Linked DNA regions of Homo sapiens: region 2 is linked to region 1. A link is a contact called in ENCODE Hi-C or POLR2A ChIA-PET data. All regions are on one chromosome and are shown on one strand. The core of a region is the stretch at or near the end of the contact, and the rest is flanking DNA. Distances in the headings are between cores, read along the strand shown.

What was found. A loop is a pair of places that touch in the nucleus more often than their neighbours do. ChIA-PET counts read pairs that join two places held with the same protein, here RNA polymerase II (POLR2A). Pooled maps may share reads with other maps.
Region 2: a map of HepG2 shows a loop between it and region 1 (6-fold over the local background). The contact joins the enhancer-like site here to the promoter of PALMD in region 1. A Hi-C loop is called at or near these places in 8 of 168 maps with a recorded cell type or tissue (Calu3, HepG2, PC-3 and 5 more) and 4 of 50 pooled maps. POLR2A ChIA-PET finds 5 or more read pairs at or near these places in 3 of 52 experiments (HepG2, MCF 10A and activated CD4-positive, alpha-beta T cell).

What each region holds. Positions count from the first base shown.
Region 1 is chr1:99,642,872-99,649,246 of GRCh38, reverse strand. It overlaps PALMD (palmdelphin), which reads right to left and starts at 3,134. Exons shown (of 8, transcript NM_017734.5): 1 at 2,885-3,134. The coding sequence starts at 2,929.
Region 2 is chr1:99,561,940-99,568,314 of GRCh38, reverse strand. No RefSeq gene overlaps it. Among named protein-coding and RNA genes, the nearest start is that of LINC01708, 77 kb to the right of the region's middle. Within about 2 kb of position 2,239, at least 2 of the 41 ENCODE cell types and tissues checked have a DNase peak (open chromatin) inside an H3K27ac peak, as active enhancers do; they include PC-3 and mammary epithelial cell, where a contact is called at or near this core.

The DNA of each region.
Region 1 (6,375 bases), core at 1,885-4,384:
AGTTGAAAACTGAACTTCTAGGCAAAGGGGTACTTTGACCATTAATTTAGTAAGGGAAGAGTTGGTGCATGGATAAAGTATTAAGGAAGAACATGAAAGTAATTGTGTAAAATAGAATCTATATTTGGTATACCCAAACTGAAGTATCTACCCTTGAACAATTGTTTCTGCATACTTTCATAATTTTGCTCTTATTCTCTTTAAATCTTTGAGAAGACATCTGACTAATCTAAAATTCAATTTACTGATCTGATATGAGAAATGAATGGCATCACGATAGTAATTTAGTTTTCAATTTGAGAGCCTAAGTGTCACATTTCAACTACTTAATGTGTTTAACCTTTTTTTTTTTTTTTTTGAGAAAAAGAAAAAGACTGGCACTTGGATCTTTGTTCTGTCAAATTCTAGGTATATACGTTTATTTTTTCAGTTCTTTGCAGTGAAAAATAATGACTTTTTAGGCACTTGAAACCAGGTAGAATAAATACAACTGTGAAGATTATTTTATTTTATAGCCAGCAATTGGAGAAACGAATTTTAATGTAAAAAGCAAATAGATCCTAGAGTGTAAAAGTTTTTTTTTTTTCCTCCAAAGTGAGGTCTATGTGTTGCTATGTCTGGGTGCATTGGGGAATTGCCTTCTGATTTCATTCTTGAAGTATACAAAAAATTATTTCAGTGTAGGTAAGTACTAGGAAAAAGCTAAAATGAGAAGATACTCTCTGAGTTTTAGTCTAGGTTGGAGATTCTGAGGCTTAAGCATTTCCAAAAATGAAATAATTCTTGCAAACTCTCTGCATACTCTGTGATTTTATTTTCCTAGGGGGAAAGAGACTAGCTGAGGTGGCTTCCTGGGCAAGGCAAGGGCGAGGGCGAGGAAAGCTGGCGTGTCCCAGGGCGTCCAAGAGGGAGGAGAGTGGATGTGTTGTTTCCATGGACACACCACTGCTCCACTTTTCCTCTAGGTGGTGACAAATGTGACTGGATTTAGCCTGGTGAGGTGTAGGCTGGTTTATGAGAAATTTGTTCCCATAAACTTTTTCCAGTTTTTTCCCTACAACCTTTATACAAGTATATTACTTCCAAGCTAGAATTACTTTGTGATCTTACTTGGGAGATTTGTTTAATCCTTTCTAATGGGATATATTTAGGCTGATGGAATAATCCAAAAATTTTTTTAATCATCAAAAAAGCATACATCTGCATATTCAGGAAGCTACTTACTCTCTTGATGGCTTTTAAGACATTATGAGGATTTTCTGTCTCTATTTGCGTTTGGAACCTTCAGTGACTAAGATTCCTAGCCTTAGAAATAACTGTATACAGCCATATCTTTGGAACATGTGTGGCTTTGGTAAGAGTTATAAGGTACACTGGAGGGAAAAAGGGCTTGAGCGAGGGTGTCCCCCAACTGAAAGAGGCAAATTCAGAACAAGGGTCTACTTGTCTATTTCAATTAGCTAATTAGGAGATATAAGCATTAGAAATAGTGGAGCCTGTGACCACACAACTCACGCAGTCTAATAAAGTAACCTTTAGACAACAGCTGTAATGTAAAAGGCCCATGCCAAAAACAACAGAGCAGAGCCGAGTTCCTGTCCCTTAAAGCAGGACAGCTGAGATGGTGGCTGAGTTTAATGACAAAAAAGGACAAAACAAAACAAACAATAATCCCGACCAAGGTTTTCTGAAGAGAGGAAAATGTAATAATTAGAAGCTAGACATTTAACAAAGCATTGTTTTATGGAAAAGTGCCAACCTTATCAATAGACTTCTGGTGTCTTACTATTGGCTAAGAAGACATTTCAATTTACTGAATGTTTCCTGGGTGAAACTAAGATATTGTATCAATTAGTAAAAAATCTAAATTAGGATTAGCATAATTAGTTATGCAATGAAAATTTTAAGAACAACAACAAAAAATCCCTGATCTAGCATCAGTTTTTAAAAAGTACTCATTTTTTTCCTATACCTAATGTCAGTGGCAGAAAATGCTGAGAAATTGGGATATTGCTTTCCAAAGATCTTTTTCTTCTTAAAACAATTACATCAAAAGTTATAGCTAGGGATAAATGATTGTGACACAGATTTCCAAGTTACTGCCAAATACAGGGTTTTATAAAATTAAAAAGAAAGCTGGATCATTTAAGAAAAGTAATTTATTTCTGGCTTTGACTTTTTCCCGGAACAAACATAAAAAATGTACGATTTTCCTTCTCGGTATTAACAAAATATTTTCCAAATCCACTGCATGCACTGCATTCCTTTATCAGGATCTTATTCAGTTTGTGACTCTGCTGGAAACTGATATCTTAGAATTAATCTGATACGTGCTTTTACCTAGTTTTCTCTTGTTTAATGCTTAAATTACGTATATTAACATTCATTTTAATTATTTTAGGCTTTCTGGAACATGCTACCACACTACAAATATAAAGTTTCAGGTCATTTTTAAAATTTCTTTTTCTCTCTTTAAAAAAAATTCTAACTTTTTGAGGCATTCATAGCTTAAAAAAGTTTCCAAGTTGGGGATCTGTTTTTTTATCTAATGCCAGTCAAATGGACATTTAAGGAAAAACTGCATTTCTAAGGTACACCACAGAGTGTGAAAGATAGTTAATCAGACTGCCTTAACAGCTTTTGATTGTTGTTTAAAATGCAGGCACAGCCTTTTTGAAAATCAAGAACGTTTGCCCTGCACTCAGGTTCTGAAGCCCCAGAGTTACAGAGGGTCATGAGGGTTAAGAGAGAAACAGAGACTCGTCCATGAAGGCTGACAGTTCTGTTTTTCCACTTGCGAGGGCTCAGCGACAGGGGCAGCCGGCCACGGTCTGCCTTCCTCTAAGTAACAACGTTAATGAGTTATAACTGTATGCAGACTTACTGTGATGGCCTGGAGTCTTCCCTTCACCAGCTCAGCTTCTTCCATTCTAGAAGTCAAGGACAGTCAGACGGGGAAGCAAGTCCAAAGCTACCATAAATCAAGGAGCCTCCTGGGGGAGAGGAGCGGGGGTGACAGAAGAGAAGCAGGGAGAAATCCGCTCTTTGCACCAGTGGAGAAATAGAGAAATTCCCGACTTGTCAGGAGCGTCTCCGAGCAGATGCACAGATCAGGCCAGACAGACACATGTAATGAGGGTGTGCTGGGGAGGCAGACGCTGAGGCTGCTGGCATGAGTTGACTGACAAGTTTGAACGGCAGCGGCACAAGCCCTTTTCCTTCAGGAGCTGCCAGCTCTTTGTTGTAATGTGCACAGTTAGCAAGGCACATTTTCTTATTAACTGTTCCTTACCCAATTCATTATTTTCCAGGAGTGGCACAGAGAGCCAACACACTGAGTGTTTAATCAGCCTCTGCTCTAGCAACACACAGCCATCCCCGGATGTGTTGGTCTGTGTGTGTTTGTACAAAGCTCGTTTACCTGCTTGCTAGCTCTAGGGGAGAGAGCCTTACCTTGACTGAGGCAGAAGTGCCAAGTCACTTGTTTGCCTTTCTTCCACTGATTGGATTTGATAATAATACAACAATCTATAGCTACTTTAAACTTCATGTAGTGGTAAATTTACATTGGTTCGTTCTCCCCCGTCTACACCCCACCCCCGACCCCCCTGCTCAGCACTTTGTTGCAAACTTTGGAATCTTTAGGTCATGGAGAAATCAAAGGTGTTAATGTGACTATATTAAGAAGTTGGCCCACCAAGGTATTTAGTGTGGCTTAAGCACCAAGTGCCACCTTTTGTTATTGCTTGACTTGGATTTCTATGGAATGCAGTTTTCTTTCTTGGACGCTGTTCAGAAATGACACTCTTGGCTTTCAGGAAGGTGCCCATTTTGACCTCACCGGTTACGCAAGAGAGAGGAGTGAGCCTTTGAAAATGTGATGAGACATTTGGTAACTGCCTGGAGCCCGGCACTGTGTGAATATTCGCCCATCCTTTAGAAAAAGGCAGGCAAGCCCAGTGAGACTCTTAGGTCAAAGCAGAGGCTGGGAAGCTGTACAATTGGCTCTGTCTGTTTTCTTTTCCCTACAGGTTCTTTAATTAAATTTTGCTGAAGTAAATCCTAATTACCAACTACCTTATTATTATGTGTTTGAATGCTATTAAGCGCTTTCATATCAACATTCAGCTGAAGAGGTTAAAAGGACAACCCAAACATTGAACATATGGTTTAATTTCCTTTGCAGTTTTGATATTAGTAATAATAATAGCTAATATTTGTTGCATTCTTTCTACAGGTAAATGCATACTTGCAAAGTGCTGAGAGATAAGTGCTATAATCCCTACTTTAAAAATGAGGGAACAGGCTCAGAGAGGTAATTTGCCATATAGCTAGTAAGTAGCAAAGCCAGGATTGGAACACCAGCTGCCTGACTTTATAAGTGGCATTCATCAAGGACTGCCCAAGGACACGGGGCAAGGAGAGGCACAGGCTGAAGGTTAAGTCAGTCTTTATGAGAAGTGGTTGGACCCCCAGCCTCCTTCTCTGTCTAGCTCCTAGAACACTACAGCTGGGTGTAACAGCCTAAGGCAGAACGGTGTGGGAATGTCCTCTGGAGAAACTTATTGGCCCTACTGAGGTTTCCCCACATTGTTGACTGGAGTTCCCCAACCACAGAGCCCTCATTCTGTCAGTCACTATAAGGTGAAACCCATGTTTTAAGAGTCTGAAATTATACTTGAGAGTAGTTTGTCCTTGCTCATACACCCTCAGAAGGGATACTTAGGGAGACCAGAGAATGGGAGGATTGTTTGGATGTGTGCCAAGTTTGATTACTGTTGGAAACATATTTAAGTGTAAAAAAAATCAAACCTTCAAGACTTCTGATTATGTTTATTTGTAGATCCTGGCTGAAATTAAAGACAAGAAAGCAGTAATGATAAATATCTCAGTCAGAATTGCATATTTGGTGCCTAGAACAAATGGGCAGTCATCCAATTATTAGTCTGGATCTTTTCCTAAAAACAATTTACCTCTCAAATCTCATTTCTGCTAGAGGAAAACCCAAGATTTTGCTAGTGTAGGGGAGGACAAGATTTAAAAAAAGAGGATGGGAATTTAGGAGGGAGCAGAGTTGCAACAACTGATTGGTATCATCATGTGAGTGGTAGGCAGAAAAGGCTGGAGCTGGGAAAATCTGGGGGACCTGAGTGGAATCCTGGAGCCAGAGCTCTGATGGTCTTGACAATCTCCCTTGGACTGCAATACAGATTAGGATGTTTCCACTCAACTTCGCCTCCCTTTCTCTTTCACCTGCCTCTTAGACATGTCCAGCTCCAGCCTTTTCTGCCTGTCCTCCCATGTTCTCTCATACAGTCATTTCTCCTAATAAAATTCTGTACATTTAACCCATCTTGGCATTTGTTTCTTATAGGATCCAGAATAACATCATCATTTCCACATCTACTGTATTTTGTTTACTTAATCTTTTATTGTCTACCAGAATGTAAGTTCCAGGAGAGGAGAAATTTTGTTCAGACACCTAACACAGTGCCTGACACATCAGAGGTTCTCAATAAATATGTGCAGAATGAATAACAAATGCTTAAAAAATTAACAAGTATTAGTATTGTCAACTAAATGAATGAATAAACACATGATGAGACACATCAGTTGTCAGCAACCAAAGTAGTCCAGTGTTTCTCAGGAATTTTAGCATTCTTGCCATGCTCAGTCACTGGCTGGGAGTAGCCCCTGGGAAGCATAGCCTTGAAGCAAACATAGGAATGGATTTCAGAGTGAAACAGCTTGGGACTCTTGGGTCAATTATGCTCCTGGAGTTCAATGTCTGAGAGGCACTTTCTCATCAGCCATAGTGATAAATGCTATGGAAAGAAAATAGAGCAGGGAGGAGAATAAAGATGGCTAAGGCAGGGAATGTTGCAATTTAGAATTGGGTCACTAAGGTAGCCTCAGTGAGAAGGCAATATTTGAGCAAGGTCTTGAAGAAGAGGTGAGAGTTCGTGATGAGGATATTTATGGGAAAAGCATATCAGGAAGGGCCTGTGCAAATGTCCTGTGGTGGGCCATACCTGCCATGTTTTATGAACAAGGCTAGTGTGGTTAGAGAGCTGGGACTAAGAGAGGGTTAACAGGAAATTTGGTTGGAAATGTAACAGGTCCCAATTCATGCAGGGTCCAGTAGGCCATTGTAAGGACTTTAGCTTTTAGTCTGTGTGGGATGAGAAGGCATTGAGGTGTTTTAAGCAGAGGAGTGTTTTGCAAGTGTGAAACAGGAAGACTAGATAGGATGTTATTACAGTAATCCAGATGAGAGATGATGGTGGCTTGTGTCAAGGTGGTAACAATGAGAGTGTTACCACCTTGGTTGTACCATGGTTGTACCATGGATAACTTTTGATTCTGTTGGTGGAT
Region 2 (6,375 bases), core at 990-3,489, 80 kb after region 1:
CTATTTTTTAATTTGTAGATTTGGACCATTTTTATTTAGTGTACTTACTGATATGTAAGACATAAGCATATCATTTTTTTGTTTTGTTTTCTGTTGTTCCCTCTGTTTTTTTTTTTAATTTTCCTACCTTCCTATGAGTTACTGGAAGGTTTCTATTAGTTCTATTTTATTTTGTTTATAGTGTTTCTGAATAGCTTTTTTCACAATTGTTCTAGGTATTACATTACTTATACATAACTTATCATAGTCTATTGGTTTCATAATTTTACTAATTTGAGTGGCATTGAGAAACATTGCCTTCTTTTATATATATTTCCCTCACTTACTTACAATAAAATTGTCTGAAATTTTTTCTCTACCTGCATTTAGAGCCACATCACATTTTTGCATCTATCACCAAACATAATTTTGAAAGCTCAAGAGGAGAAGGAAAATATTGTATTCACCATATTTTTGTTTACCATGTTCTTTCTTCCTGATGTTCCAAGGCTCTTTAAAAAAAAAAACAAAACAAAAAATCAGTTTCTGTCTGTTTAGATAATTTAATCTATTTTTTTTACAGTATATATCTGTTAATGACAAATTCTCTTAGTTTTTTTTTTTCACCTGAGAATGTATGGATTTGCTCTTCATTTCTGAAGGATATCTTCTCCAGATATAGGATCTAGGTTGATATTTCTTTATTTTCAGTACTTGAAAATTGTGCCACTTTATTCTGCCTCTGTGGTTTCTGATGAGAAATCCACTGTCATTCAAATTGTTTCTTGTCTATACATAATATGTCATTTTCCTCCCTGCTTCCAATATATATATATATATATTTTCTTTAGTTTTCACAAGTTTGATTACAATGTATCTTGGAGTAAATTTTCTTAGGTTGATCTTGTTTGGGGTTTTCCCAGCTGTTGACTTTGTAGGTTTATGCCTTTTGTCAAATTTGAGAAGTTTTCATCCATTATTTTATTGAATACTTTTTAAACCCTGTTTTGTTTCTCTCTCTTTTTTTTTTTCCAGAACACCGGTGATGTGTTAGACCTGTTATAATCCAATTGGTCTCTTTATTTTTTCATCCTATTTTCTGTCTTCAGGTAGAATAATTTCGAGTATTCTACCTTTCAGTTCACTGATTCTTACTCCCTCCCCTCCATTCTACTGTTTAATCCATAGGTTGACATATTTATTTGGATCCTATGTTTATTTTATTTGCTCATCCTATGTTTTGATCTTTGAAAATCTATTCAGATCAAATGAGTTTGTCAACTAAGAAGGCTTTGCATTAAAGGGAAGATTTGGCTACACCTAAAATCACTGAACTTACATTGAAAACGTTGTCCTGCCAGTGTGTAAGTGCCAGATAAAGCCCCTTGATTGGTGAGAGCAGAGTGATATTGACCCACATCGGCATCATACAAAGTCCAAAGCTATTGGTCAGTTCTCCTTTCATACATGAGATAGATTGCCCAATATCCTTGTTCATCTAATAGTTTCATGCTTATCTGTGGAATGACTCTGGACTGGGCTGCTTATCTTTCTTAGTCTGACTTTTGTTCTGACTGGTGAACCCTGTTTTGGATTCTAGTTTTAGTGTTGTTGACCTCTTTTCTGCTAGTACTCACACATGAACTATGCTCTGTATGCTCTGTAGGTTTGATATTTGCTTTTTCTCTGCTCAGAGTTCTATTTCCTTTTCTCTTTGATTTCAATGAGGCTTTCAAAAAATATTTCAATTTCCTAAAGAGAATAATTTTCTAAATCACTGCTATTATGGAGTTGCCTCTATAATTATTTCAGCATTAAATTTTATTTTCTGTACAACGACAGCATTACCACATGATCTAAAAGGACCCCCTTCTTGAAATGATCTTCAAGTCAATCCTGTAGGGATGTGGAATCCAGTGGCCTTTACAAGGTGTTGGAATTGTGAAGAAATTTCATATGTATATTGTTTTTTGAGCCAACTCATCAAGCTTGATATAATAGAGCACAATTATCCAGAAGCTGTGTGTACCGAGTACATTTTCCCTCCTATGAGTCTGGGAAATGAATATTATTAAGACAATATTGGAAAAGTTTTACCAATACTGACCTCACCCAACTAGAGAGTGAGTAGTAAATGATTCACCTTTAGAAGTAAATGAATCTTTTCAGATAACTTTGGTACCTGGTAGTATGCCAGAGATATTCATTGCTAAATGAGTTAAGCAATTTATAAACAAATTTCCCTCAACTTCAAAAGCACACACTGCTAAATACTAGTCTGATCAAGCTCATCTCATGCTATATCAAACAGAATCCAAATACACCTTACGTTAATTGGCTCTCACATGAGACATCTTTCTGTAGTGCCCAGGGATTGCAAAATTTTTGTCAGCAGCTTTTGGGAGAGAAACTTTATGAAATTTGAACATATTTTATTATTAAAAATTAGCTTTTACAACTAAAAATTTCCCTGGGCATTGATTTTATCTTCAGTTGATTACTCAGTGTCACATCACTAGGCAAAAATTCCCTGGAGTTCAGCTACCTCTTGGTCACATTTATTTTGTTAAGAATATTTAACTGAGGACTATGTCAAATATTTGCTGTCTTGTTCTTTGAAACTTAAGGTATATTTTAAACCTTACCTAAAGCAATTGTAGGATACTTTTTGCTTTGGATTTTTATAGGCTAATAAACTTCATATTCACAAGTACTAAAGTAAAATATATATATATATATAATATGTGAAAAGTTATTTAAAGTCCAGAAGAGCATAATAACATATTAAAACCATTTTATCACTAAAATGTAAAACATATTAATATAATTATCATGCACTTCAATGCTCATTTCTTTTAGTTAAAAGAGAATAACTTTCACAGTTTGCTTCTGAATTTAGGAAAATGGCAGTTAAGTTGCTTATACAATTCTTGGGCCATGACTGAGAATTCTGTCATTTTATTTTCTTCTGACATGGATTGTTGCAGAAAGTATTGCTAAAGCCAGCTGATTTTAATTCCTTTGAAAGAGGCTTTCTCTATAACTTTAAAATTCCTTCTTTCTGCCTCATTCACTTTTTGCTTTTCTTCTGGGATTTCAAAGTTAGACTTCATGGTATCTCCTGTATCTCTTACTTTCTATTCTGTATTTTGCATACTTTAATCTCTTCATGCTTCATTTTGATTATTTATTCCAATTTTGCTTCCAGTTCACTAATTTTCTCCTTAGCTATGTATGATCTAATTTTAGACTCATTCATTGAATTTTTAGTATCAATTATTATACTGTTCATGTCCAGAAAATCTGTTTGGTTTTATTTTATAGTTTCTTTTTTCTTAGTTAAAGTTCTTAGTGTATGTTTTTCTTGTATCTTTGGACATATTATTAAATGCTTAAAGTCTGTGTATAAAAATTTCATAACCTAGGTGCCCTGTAGCTCTAGAACTGTTGTCTCTTATTTTTCTTGGTTTTAAAATACATTGTTGGGTTATTCTTGATTGTGCTAAACAATGTATATGAAAAACTATAAAATTAATTTGAAGCACCAGATAGTGTCATCCTAGACCTTATTAATTGTATGTTTTCTTTTGGCTAGGGATACCAGTAATCCCAGATTATCTCATTCTAATTATAGAAATTGATACAATATGAAGCCATACTTTAGCCTCTGCAAAGATTGAACCACTTCTGGTTTATCTTTATTCCTAAGGCTCAATCTTTGGAATCCTAACCCAAAATGTGGTGTATTTTACCAGAACTAGTTTGTTCCTGTAGTCAAAAAGGCTTTCAAAATTGCTGGATAGATTTCTTTTCTTTTTTCTTTTTTTTTTTGAGAAAACCCCAGAAATTCTGGATTTTATTTATTTATTTATTATTTTATTTTATTATTATTATACTTTAAGTTTTAGGGTACATGTGCACAACGTGCAGGTTTGTTACATATGTATACATGTGCCATGTTGGTGTGTTGCACCCACTAACTCATCATTTAGCATTAGGTATATCTCCTAATCTCCTAATGCTATCCCTCCCCCCTCCCCACACCCCACAACAGTCCCCGGAGTGTGATGTTCCCCTTTCTGTGTCCATGTGTTCTCATTGTTCAATTCCCACCTATGAGTGAGAACACGCGGTGTTTGGTTTTTTGTCCTTGCAATAGTTTGCTGAGAATGATGGTTTCCAGTTTCATCCATGTCCCTACAAAGGACATGAACTCATCATTTTTTATGGCTGCATAGTATTCCATGGTGTATGTATGCCACATTTTCTTAATCCAGTCTATCATTGTTGGACATTTAGGTTGGTTCCAAGTCTTTGCTATTGTGAATAGTGCTGCAATAAACATACGTGTGCATGTGTCTTTATAGCAGCATGATTTATAATCCTTTGGGTGTATACCCAGTAATGGGATGGCTGGGTCAAATGGTATTTCTAGTTCTAGATCCCTGAGGAATCGCCACACTGACTTCCACAATGGTTGGACTTGTTTACAGTCCCACCAACAGTGTAAAAGTGTTCCTATTTCTCCACATCCTCTCCAGCACCTGTTGTTTCCTGACTTTTTAATGATTGCCATTCTAACCGGTGTGAGATGGTATCTCATTGTGGTTTTGATTTGCGTTTCTCTGATGGCTAGTGATGATGAGCATTTTTTCATGTGTTTTTTGGCTGAGTAAATGTCTTCTTTTGAGAAGTGTCTGTTCATATCCTTCACCCACTTTTTGATGGGGTTGTTTGTTTTTTTCTTGTAAATTTGTTTGAGTTCTTTGTAGATTCTGGATATTAGCCCTTTGTCAGATGAGTAGGTTGTAAAAATTTTCTCCCATTCTATAGATTGCCTGTTCACTCTGATGGTATAGATTTCTAAAGATCAAAACATAGGTTGAGTGATGTCTCGCTAGCAAGCTTTTTCAGGATTATCTGAAGGAGACTGAGTGTTGCTTGATATTTGATAATCTTAGTGGGGGAGTCCAGAACCTAAAAATAAAAAAAATAATAATTTATGATATCTATATACTGGGTCAGAGCTAGATAGAAGTGAAGAAACATGTCTTGATCTGTAACTTCTCTTCTTTTATCTTAAGGAAACCGACTATATATGTGATGTGGATGTAGCCACAGCTCTGTGAGAATACACAAAATTTTATAGCTTTTTAGTGGGTTAGGAGGGACTCTTCTCTTACATTTCTCTCTTTATTTTCCCACAAGTTGGTTAGTTCTGGAATCTGGAAGAAGGCATGGGATTGTTTTGTAACTGTCTCCTGATGCTAAGGCCACTAAGGCTATCTCCTCCCCAGCAGTGACCTCACCTTGGCCCGACACTCATTAATTAATTTGAAGCACCTTGATTGTTAGTTTTAAAATCTTCTAGGGAAAGAAAAGTGAGAGTATAAAGTTGGCTCCACGTTAAGCATAGATTTTTCTTTAAAATTCTCTAAATATTTATTTAATTCTGAATGCTATATGATTGCTTTCATATTAATTTTTCAGTAGAGAAATTGAATACAATTCAATGAATTTTAATTTGATGAAGTACCTGATAAGATAATTTAAAAATCGGCTGGGTGCAGTGGCTAACACTGAAGTAATCCCAGCGCTTTGGAAGGCAGAGGTGGGTGGATCACTTTGAGCTCGGGAGTTGAGACCAGCCTGAGCAACATGGCGAAATCCCATATCTACTGAAAATACAAAAATTAGCCGGGCGTGGTGGCCTGTAATCCCAGCTATGGGGGAGGCTGAGGCTGGAGAATTGCTTGAACTCGGGAGGCAGAGGTTGCAGTGAACCAAGATCAGGCCACTGTAACTCCAGCCTGGGTGACAGAGCAAGACTCCGTCAAATATTTTACTTCAACTTTTACTTCAAGTTCAGGAGTACATGCACAGGATGTGCAGGTTTCTTACATAGGTAAACATGTGCTATGGTGGTTTGCTGCACACATCAACCCATCTAGGTGTTAAGCGCCAGTATGCATTAGCTATTCTTCCTGCTGCCCTCCCTCTCCCCACTCCACTCTGACAGGCCCCCGTGTGTGTTGTTCCCCACCATGTGTCTGTGTGTTCTCATCGCCCAGCTCCCACTTACAAGTGAGAACGTGCGGTGCTTGGTTTTCTGTTCCTGCATTAGTTCGCTGAGGATAATAGCTTCCAGCTCCATCCATGTCTCTGCAAAGGATATAATCTCATTCCTTTTTTATGGCTGCATAGTATTCCATGGTATATATGTACCACCGTTTCTTTATCCAGTCTATCACTGATAGGCATTTGGGTTGATTTCATGTCTTTGCTGTTATGAACAGAAGCACAGATTTTTTTTTATGGAGGATAATATATTTTTCTTTTGCTAACCTAATTGAGAAATTAGCTTGTATGTATTTGTCAGCATGATTTTCTTTCTGC